Regions from separate parts of the Mus musculus genome. Here regions 1 and 3 are each linked to region 2. Evidence: chromatin loops called from intact Hi-C (ENCODE). Cell type or tissue: left cerebral cortex. All regions are shown on one strand. Each heading gives the region's core, and the rest is flanking DNA. Links, peaks and the distances in the headings are about the cores only.

Region 1 (3,163 bases), core at 316-2,815, 240 kb before region 2:
ACTGTGGCCCTTAGCAGCCACTTCTGCTGATATCGTCATAATCTCTGACCAGTGGCACATCCTCTTGAGCAAAGCCAAGACACACCAGACACATTTTACAGCATGCCCAGGAATTAAAACGTACTCACACCAACAAAAGTACCATGGCCTTCTTCAGCTAATAAAAACAGAAAAGCCCCGGATAGCGATGCCATCCATATAAGGAGTCTCTCCTCAGTTAGAAGTCTATGCAGTCTGAAAGCTCAACTTGTCAGTGACACAAGGACAACTGCATGATACATCGGGGCAAGAGAAGGAGAAACAGTCAGACAAACTGCTTCTACAACATAATGAAGTTCCTTCAAGCATACCCAGTCCCCCACACTTAGGACACAGAGAGGGTCACAGTATCATGCCTTTATGGGGGTGGGGAGGATGACAAATGTTTTTCATTTGCTTTTCTGGTGCTTTTTTTTTATTTAGAGATGTCATCCATAACAAATACCTTCGTGGGCAGGAAAGTATCCAAAGGCCAAAAGAGAACGGCTGTAAACGTGTTTGGGGGCCTGGGTTACACTGACGGGATTCATCCAAGAGGTACTAACAGCAGCAGCTGCAAGGCCTGGAGAAGAAACTGCAAGCGTGTGGAAGAGGCACTGCCTGGGGGCTCAGTCCATGGCTAGAGCTTGGGAAAAGAAATTATCTATAAATTCCTTTATTAAATTATTAAAAGGACATCATTTCAGTGACACTTTGTAGAACACAGTGGAACAGGCTTCATTCAAGACCTTGCAGGAAGGGCAGGGGCCATGCAAACAGGCTCTTGGATGTGGCCCAGCAGCTGGGGATGTACAGTCAAGGAGAAAGGAGGGCTCTATGGACATCTACTCAGGGTAGACATCAGAAGTCAGAAGCATTCTGGGTAAGTGAGCAGGATTCCTGCTAAGATTGCTCTGGGTGAGCACACGTCTCCAGGACAGGGTATGGGATGAAGAACCCAGCAGACACTGAAGCTGATGAGAGGTTAAGGAAGGAAGATTCTTACTAAGGCAATGAACACCAGATCTCCTGACACCATCATGGTGTGTGTGTGTGTGTGTGTGTGTGTGTGTGTGTGTGTGTATGGGGGGGGGGGTGTCTGTGTATGCCTATGTGAATGTCTGCTATCTACATGACTAAGGCTAAACTTCCTACTACCTGTGACAGAAGCCAAGCTTTTAATAATGCAGCCTCCAGCTGCCTGGCACACATAAAGACTAATTCTTCCTGACCCGATCCACCATGAATGAAGTCCTTAAATATTATCAGATAAAGTTCTAGCAAAGAGGAACTCCCATATGCCACAGATCCTTGTGACAAGGAACCACCATTAGCAAGAGGCAACAGAACCTTGCTTTGTCCTGAAAAATACCTCTAACTATACCAGGAAGTTTCTCTAAATGGTATAAAATCGGTGATGTCAGAGAAAGCAGTGGTGGGAAAGGAAGTAGGGTGGAACCAACAGACACCAGGTAAAGCCAGTGTAACCTCAAAGGGCTACACAGAGAGGGAGATGGGGAGCCCCACTTCAGGCTCAAATACTAGTGGATTCAGTGGCTGTGGTCAAGAGCATCCACAAGGGGGCATTAGAGCCCTAAAGTGCACCCCATGCTCTTTGGTATGCCTCCAGTAAGAAACAATGTAGGGCCTTCCTTCCCCAGAAGGGAAATCCCAGTCACTGACCATGTGTGGCTGAAGTGAAGCCCTAGACACCACCACCACCACATGCCCAGAAGATCTGAAGACCCACAAGTGACTGCCTGACTCATCCGAGACAGAAAGCCCTGGTGTGGGAGACGGACCACCACACTGGAGCCTCGTCCCTGGCTCAGCATTTGCTGCCAGTTTTGCTGTCCCCTGCATCAAAAACAACGCAGAAAAGGCTCTGGGCATCTGTGGGATTACAGATGATGACAGGCAAGGTAAAAGGTAAAACAAAAGCAAGCTGCTCAAAGGAAACAGATGTTTCTGGGACAAGAAACTATCTCTTAAAAAATCTCAGTGAGAGGGCCAAGGAGCAAGCTTAGTGGCTAAAGCAGCTGCCAGGTAAAGCAAGAGTAAGGACAGGAACGCAGCTCCCACAACCAAGTCAAAGCCAGGTGGGCGCGGCAGCCAAGCAGGGACAGCGGATGCTTTGAGTCAGTTGACTAGTTAGACTGGCAGTCTGGGCGAGCTCTGGGTTCCATTGGAAGACCCTGCTTCCAAGAATAACGTGGAGAACAATTGAAGATGCCCAACATCAACCTTCAGCCTCCATTTGCCTGTGTACACACACACACACACACACACACACACACACACACACACACACAAACAATGCACACCACATATACATTAAAATCAAAATTAAATAAAAATCTTGGGCCAGCGAGATGGCTCAGCAGGGGAAGATGTCTGCCGCCAGGTTTGATGACTGAGTTTGGGCCCCAGAACCCACAGAGTAGAAGGAGAAAACCAACTCCTGCAAGCTGTCCTCTGACTTCCACGCGCATCCCATAGGACACAGGCAAGTGTATGCATACCCACCCACAAATATCATAAAGTTAGAAATAATCCCAGCGAGCAGACAAAACAGGGGTTATTGTGACTGGCATATTTATGAATCCCTGGGTTCAATCCCCTGCGTGAAATAAAACCAGATGTGATGGTGCACATTTGTAATCCCCACACCTGGGAGGTAGAGGAGGAGAGTCAGAAGTTCTAGGTCCATCCTCAGCTACATAGTGAGTTTCCAGGCAAGCCTGTGGTTTCTGACATGGGAATACAACTCCATAAGGGAATTATTCATAAAAAAACAAAGACTGCCTGGAATGTTTAAGAATTTTGAAATGTTGTATAGAAATGTTAGATGGTAGAGTTGAGAAACCCTTTGCAGAAAACAGAAGGAAAGAGGTGGGGGGGCGGGGGTGGATCTTGTGTCAGCTCAAGAACTCCAATAGCCACATAATAGGCTTTCCAGGAAAAATAAAAGAAGAAAGCGGGGAATGTGAGCTTAGACCTAGATAAACACAAAATACAACGCAATATAAAGCCGTGTGCAGCAGCAGTGGCAGCAGCAGCGAGTGCTCCAGCCGAGCGGCACCTCAGCCTTCTCTACCTTGTCGTCATCCTCGCAGGTCATCACGTTGGAGAAGGGGATCTCAGC
Region 2 (3,163 bases), core at 302-2,801:
GTGAAGGTAAGTCCAGGGCAGGAGGGATAACGAGGCTGTGTCTGACGTTCACCCGTCTCCCGCTTAGGTCATGGTAATTGTCTGAAACTCCAGCACTCAGCTCACTCCACTACTTACGATTTTGAAGTCCAGCCAAATGCCCTGGAAAGGCTTTTGGTGGCCCCATCTACCCACAACGGTTTTGTGAGGCCCAGGCAGACAAAACAGACACAGTCTGGATTGCAAAGGTCTCACCAAAGGTCTTTCCAAGACACCGCTGTGTTTAACCAGTCCCAACAGGGAACTTGCAGCACAGCTTAGTGTGTCAGGGAAGTCACTGGCTCAGAGTTCTAGCCCCTCCTTGACTCCCCTTGCTGTCCTTTTACCCTCAGAATGTGTTCCCAGGCCCTCCAGAACCAGGGCCACTCTGCCCAGAGGTGTGCACGCATCCTGAATGTCTAACCGCACCTCTCCTTGCTTTCTGACTCTCTTGACAATTTTACAGCAGGAAATTTGTACCAAGGGAAATGAGAATTGAAAATGCCGGATGGACGGCTGATTGCACATGCAAACCACTGCAGGAGATCAGATGCAAGGCGGCGGCAGCAATGTCTTTGTATTTACTGAGACTTGAAATGTTTGCGTTGCTTAGTGGAATCCTGGTGAGCTGCGGGCATAGCCTTTGATGCTTACGCCGTATGAAAATTCATTTGTGCGCTCAGCTAGCTCTGGGGAAATACCCTGATCTTTGGCGAGGTGAGCTTTATAGATGCTCGGCTTGTGAGACAGTTTCCTTGTTCCCACAGACTTGGGTGGTTCCTTCTAAACATCTTACTTAAGAGCAAAATACCTTTCTCTTCTCTTGTTTCTGCCCTGCATTCATCCGCTTGCCATTACTCTAACGATGTGTCTGCGGCAGACCATTTTTATTAAGAAGTTCATTTAGCTCAGCTTCAGAGGCTGAAAAATCTAAATATGGTTCAAGCTTCATCAATCACATCAGGTCAAGAGCACACCTGTCTGTGTGGCCTCCTGCCTTCTCTTTATAAATTCACCCTAAGGACCTAATTTCATATTAGTCATTTTTCTAAGTCTCCGCCTTTCCACGCCATAGGCTAAACTTTCACCTCCTTGGAGCTGGGCTATAGCTCCGTGTTAGGGCACTGGCCTCCCACGTGAGACACCATGGGTTCCGTTGCCAACGTTGCAAACCCAGAGGTTGCCATTCTCAACCGACCTTGGGGTTAACCTCTTTCTTGCTGTGTTCACACTCTAGCACTGCCCTTCCCTATCAGGGTCTCTTCTGTACAGAGAGGAGCATCATGCACAGAATAAAATTGGCACTGGAACCTGCCATCAGGAAATGCCAGGTTCCAGTCCCCAGGCGCATGTCTAAAAGCTCTGAGCTCCTGTTAGATCACATACATGCAAAGACAATCAAGGAATGTTTGTAAAGCCAGAGGAAGAAACGCCCAGAAGCACGTGACTGTCTGTGTGCCCCAGGTTCCCTCCCCAAGCCTGGTCCTCTCACTGTTTTTAAACAAGGAAGACTAGTTTTATCCTCTTTCTCCTCACGTCAGACAAAAAGCGATAAAGGGTCCGGTCGGGAGCAGATGGTTATCTGAAATACTGGCTTTGCTGGGAGGCGCTAGGGGGCTCATCTTCCTTCACAGGCAGCTTCTCAGTGCTGCTTGGAAGCTACAAGGATTGGCGAAGGGTGGAGGAAGGCTGGGCCAAGTGTACCAGCCATCTGGAGCTGAAAGCTATTCTGGTCCTGATCTGAAGAGATGGGGAGCCGGCACCCTAGGTCTTGGAAGGGAAGGTGTCCTGAGGGTGGGGTGGAGGCAAAGAACAACAGGAGAGCAGAAGGTGGTGGCTTCGTGGGCTGGAAGCAGTTGGGCACTCTAGGCATATCACCAGTGTTTACTGATTTCTACAGAGATTCTTGATACACTCCCAGATCCACCCAAGACACAAACAGCTTGTCCCCAGTGACACAGGTGGTCTCCTCCTACATTGATCCTGAAGGGATAAATGCACATCACCCACCACATAGAAACCGATGGGGCCATTCTGTCAGTCCAGTCTGTAGAAAAGGCGTGTGTCTGCTCTTCCATAGTGGGCTTTAAAGACAAGATCAGGCCTCACTCAGTGGTTCCCCTTCACCTTGCTCTTGATGCTTTGTGTCTTGTAGCTGACACCGTCTGTGATGAGAGGCACTTAGTGCTCTCTAATCGGAAGCCTTCCCTTCCCCAGGGACCTGGTGCTGATGCTGCATCCTGAGAAGCTACATTGTGTCTCTAGGAAAGCAGCTCCAGGAGAACCTTCTACTTTTTCTGAATTGGTGTCTGGAGGTGATAGCATTTCATCCCGGTGGTTCAGGGTGAACAGGAAACATTGACTCGAAAATTGACCCAACAGAGTTAACAAAGAGTTGGCTAAGATACTTTTCAGAGTGAAGGTAATGGAGGAGTTCTCCTTTCCAATAACTGTAAATGATTAAAGACTAAAACAGACATTTTTCTTTTGGATAGATTTAACCAGGCCCCATTATCTGGGGTGTGTTGCTCACTGTTGACTTACGACCCCATGCTGCTGCTCCACTACCTCCTTGTGTCTCACTGTCTAGCTGTAGGCAATGTCCTTGGCCCCCAGCCAGCCAAGAATATCATTGAGCACCATGGATGCAGGCATGTCCAGATGTGTCTGTAATCAATACACAACTGTTATTCCCTCTGATTGCAAGGGAAACTTGCCACATGCCCACATCACTCCTGAACTCCACCTGTGTTTTAGGAGGGCCATTCTTAAGTGCAGAGCAGAGAGCTCTCACATGAGTCTCCTGCTCCAGAACATTCATTTATGTCTAGTTGTTCGGTACAAACCTGCTCTCCCCACCCACCCTGATGAGCAGGGTAGTCTCTCCACAGCCAAGCAGAGCTTGAGAGGACTTCAGTGACCACACTTCCAAATGAGGAAAGAAGGACATGCTAACATCCCTTAGGCCCCTGACCAGGCATCACTCACTTTGTCCTTATGATACTGCATGAAATAGACACATATGTGTTGAGTGGTGCGTGACACTGGCTTCCACTTCTTGCAAGAGTGTGCCGCAGGGCAACATGTATCCAGGGTTTAGAGTGCCAGGTAGCAGTACAGACTTTTACCTAGTGTCCTTTCATGT
Region 3 (3,163 bases), core at 316-2,815, 240 kb after region 2:
TGCCATAGCCACCATTCAGCCTTCCTGACGTAGGGACCGCCCGCTCTTCCCATCCCCCTCCCTCCCGGGCCCCCGGGCCCTGGCTAGGCTGCACATGTGGCATGGTACAGAACTGTCTCCTTCACTCGGAGTCACGGCTCCTCTCTCCAGACCTGTCCAGATCCTGCTCTCTATTCTACATAATGACTGACTGACCCCTGGGACCCCAGCGGTGTCAAGCAGGACAGTGTGAGCCAGGGCTGGTCAGAGCCAAGCTGCCTTTGACAGTCTGTCCACCACAGAGATCCTGTGACCATAGGGATACAGGGCTGAGAGACAGAATTCCCTCTCGGAGATAGCAGTCACTGTGGAGAAGCCTCTGAGGACATGACAAGGGACTCATGGCTGTCACAGACTCCCATTGCTCTTCCACAAGATCCTGACTCCTGGCCTGAAGCAGGCATCCGTCTCTGATGGCTGTGACCCTCAGGCTCAGCGGCAGTAAGTGATTAATAACATGGAGCACTCATTTCCTTGCTCAGCACTCGGTAGGGCTGGCTTGGGGGAAAACCCAAGCTGTGTACGGCATCCCTAGGGTAGAGAGCTTACCTGATGGTCCAGACCCGACAGGAACATGGTTGAGGATAGGGCTTGAGCAATGCCAACCAAACCTGCCCCACACACTAGAGCAGGACGAATTCCCCTGCCCTAGGGTTTTCGGCAGGTGAGGTGATGAACACACTAGAGATGAAGATGGGTTGTCCTGGCAGAACAGGACCTGAGGAAGTGAAGCATGGGGCTGGAGCGAGACCACTCGGCTGGTGCCTAAAGTCAGAATGTCCGTGAGCTGGAGCTCTGTAAATGTCAGAAATGCTGGCCATCTGCTGGGGCCATCACTCTGAGGACAAGAGCATATTAATTGATGAGCCTTGGAACTCCTGGAGCCACCGTGGGTCAGGAGGCCCCACAATAGCTACTGCATCCCTCGTACACCTCTCAGCCCACCAGTGAGGTTGCCAAGGTTGCTGTTGATCTTTGCTGTTTTTCCATCTACAACGGGAATGGCCACTCCTCCCACACATGTGTGCACGCATCTATATTCTCAGACTCGTCAGGCTGAGCCGTCTTGAGCCTGCATCTTGTGCTCTAGGGTTCTCTTACCCCGACATCGTTCACCAGCCTTTAGACCAACTTCCCAATTCAAGGCACTGTGGCCAGCCAATTACTCTTCCTCTTAAATGTTTAAGGAGTTCTCCTCCACGATCGGCTTCTAAGAGGACATTGTGATCAGATAGCACCCCATTTCCACCTGACAGAAATGCACAGTATCTTGCCTGGCCCTCTCCCTGAACTGGACACTTCTGCCACATAGCTGCACACAGAGGCACATGTGCATGCAATGTGTGCACGAGCACGTGTGCACACATACATATGCACGTTGCACATACAGCACGCACATATGTACACACATATACAATACACATACACATTTACACATGATACACACAACCACACACATATGAGACACATACACAAATCACACACAGATATACTAACCAGACCTATCACACATACACACACACACACACACACACACACACACACTCAAGAAGCATCAGAGATTAGTTTCTTCTCCCATCCAACGAGACTGCCTCAGAGGCATTCCTGATGATTTGGCGCCCCCTGCTGGAATAACATTTAAGTAACTCAGTCTGTGGTAGATGAGGTAGACTTAACATACTTGCAGAAGGGAGAATTACATAAAGGAATGTTTCTGACCCAGCCTACAACTCACTATCCAATTCTGTCTTCTTTTTAAAATGTATTTTAATTAACACATAGTAATAATACATATTTATAAGGTCCAATGAGGCTCTTCAATACAATGCATAATGACCAAGTCAGGGAAACTGGCCTATTGTCTCAGACAGACAGCCTTTCTTTCTGTTGAGAACCTTTACAACCCACTCTACTGACTACATTAAAATATTCATTTTAAATCACTGTCAATCACAGTAATTCTATGCTGTAAAACATTTTGAAGAGACTGGAGAGATGGCTCAGTGGTTAAGAGTTCTGGCTGCTCTTGCAGAGGAGGTGGGTTTGTTCCCAGCACCCACCAGATGCAGTTCCAGGGGATCCGACACCCTCTTTTGACCTCTGCAAGCACCAGGCATGTACATGCAGGCAAAATACTCATGCCTATAAAATAAGCATCCCTTAAAATTGTAGTAGAGCATTAGAAAGCTTATCCTTCCTGTCCCTCATAGTTTCATAAATGTCAGAACCTGGACACGCCAGGGAAGAGGGACTCTTGGCTGAGGGACTGAGCTGCCTCCATCAGACTGGTCTGTGGACTTGTCCGTGGAGCATTGTCTTGCTGATTGGTGTGGAAGAGCCCAGCACACTGTGACTGACGCCACCCCTGGACAGGTGTGCCTCGGTTACATAAGAATCAAGGCACTGAGCAGTGTTCCTCCGTGGTTTCTGCCTCATGCCCCTGCCTGAGCTTCTGCCTTGGCTTCTCTTGATGGTGGACTGTAATCTTGTAAAATGAAATAAGCCCTCCCTCTCCTTCCCCTCCCCGCTCCCGGCCGTGTGGCTGTTAGTCATGGTGTTTATCACAGCCACAGAGAAGCAAACTAGATCTCTGCCATCCATGTGCACACACACCCATTACCCAGCCACTCTAGGAAACATTAGTCTGGTCTCTGGTTCTTTGAGAGCAACATTATTCTGCTTAGTGTCACACCCCCTCCCCCTCCCAGGCCATCTAAGGCTACCTCATGAGACTCTTCAACAGATAGATAGATAGATAGATAGATAGATAGATAGATAGATAGATAGATAGATAGATGGATGCATAGATGGATACACGGATGGATGGATGGATGGATGGATGGATGGATGGATGGATGGATGCATACATGCATGCATGCATGGATACACAGATGGATGGATGCATGAATGGATGCATGGATGCATAGATGGATACACAGATGGATGGATGGATGCATTCATGCATGCATGCATGGAAGGAATGCATCACCCCACTCCCTTCCTGTAAGGTTTCTGCTGAGCAGTCTGCTCTTTGTGAGGATTCTGTCACATATGAGTCTTCAGCTTGCTGCTTGATGAGTCTCTTCTCATCATGCTTTCAGCAATGACAGGCCTCAAAGAGGAT

What was found. A loop is a pair of places that touch in the nucleus more often than their neighbours do. Peaks named below come from ENCODE experiments on the same cell type or tissue, not always from the same donor. Only the 100,000 strongest peaks of a DNase experiment are listed, where the experiment ranks them.
Region 1: a loop joins it to region 2, with 2.4 times the contacts of the local background. A loop is called at or near these places in 13 of 42 quality-filtered maps.
Region 3: it touches region 2 in a loop (2.4-fold over the local background); 2 of 42 quality-filtered maps call a loop at or near these places.

The regions. Positions count from the first base shown.
Region 1 is chr11:7,139,142-7,142,304 of GRCm38, reverse strand. Adcy1 (adenylate cyclase 1) reads right to left here. Exons shown (of 20, transcript NM_009622.2): 8 at 3,116-3,163. Among named protein-coding and RNA genes, the nearest start is that of Ccdc201, 48 kb to the left of the region's middle. In left cerebral cortex, for the core only: a CTCF peak has its summit at 1,578 (motif pointing right); a DNase peak (open chromatin) is centred at 1,605.
Region 2 is chr11:6,898,022-6,901,184 of GRCm38, reverse strand. No RefSeq gene overlaps it. Among named protein-coding and RNA genes, the nearest start is that of Adcy1, 160 kb to the left of the region's middle. In left cerebral cortex, for the core only: a CTCF peak has its summit at 1,637; a DNase peak (open chromatin) is centred at 1,665; H3K27ac peaks cover 2,025 bases.
Region 3 is chr11:6,653,595-6,656,757 of GRCm38, reverse strand. It overlaps the pseudogene Gm11978. Among named protein-coding and RNA genes, the nearest start is that of Ramp3, 3.4 kb to the left of the region's middle. In left cerebral cortex, for the core only: a CTCF peak has its summit at 1,687 (motif pointing left); a DNase peak (open chromatin) is centred at 1,656.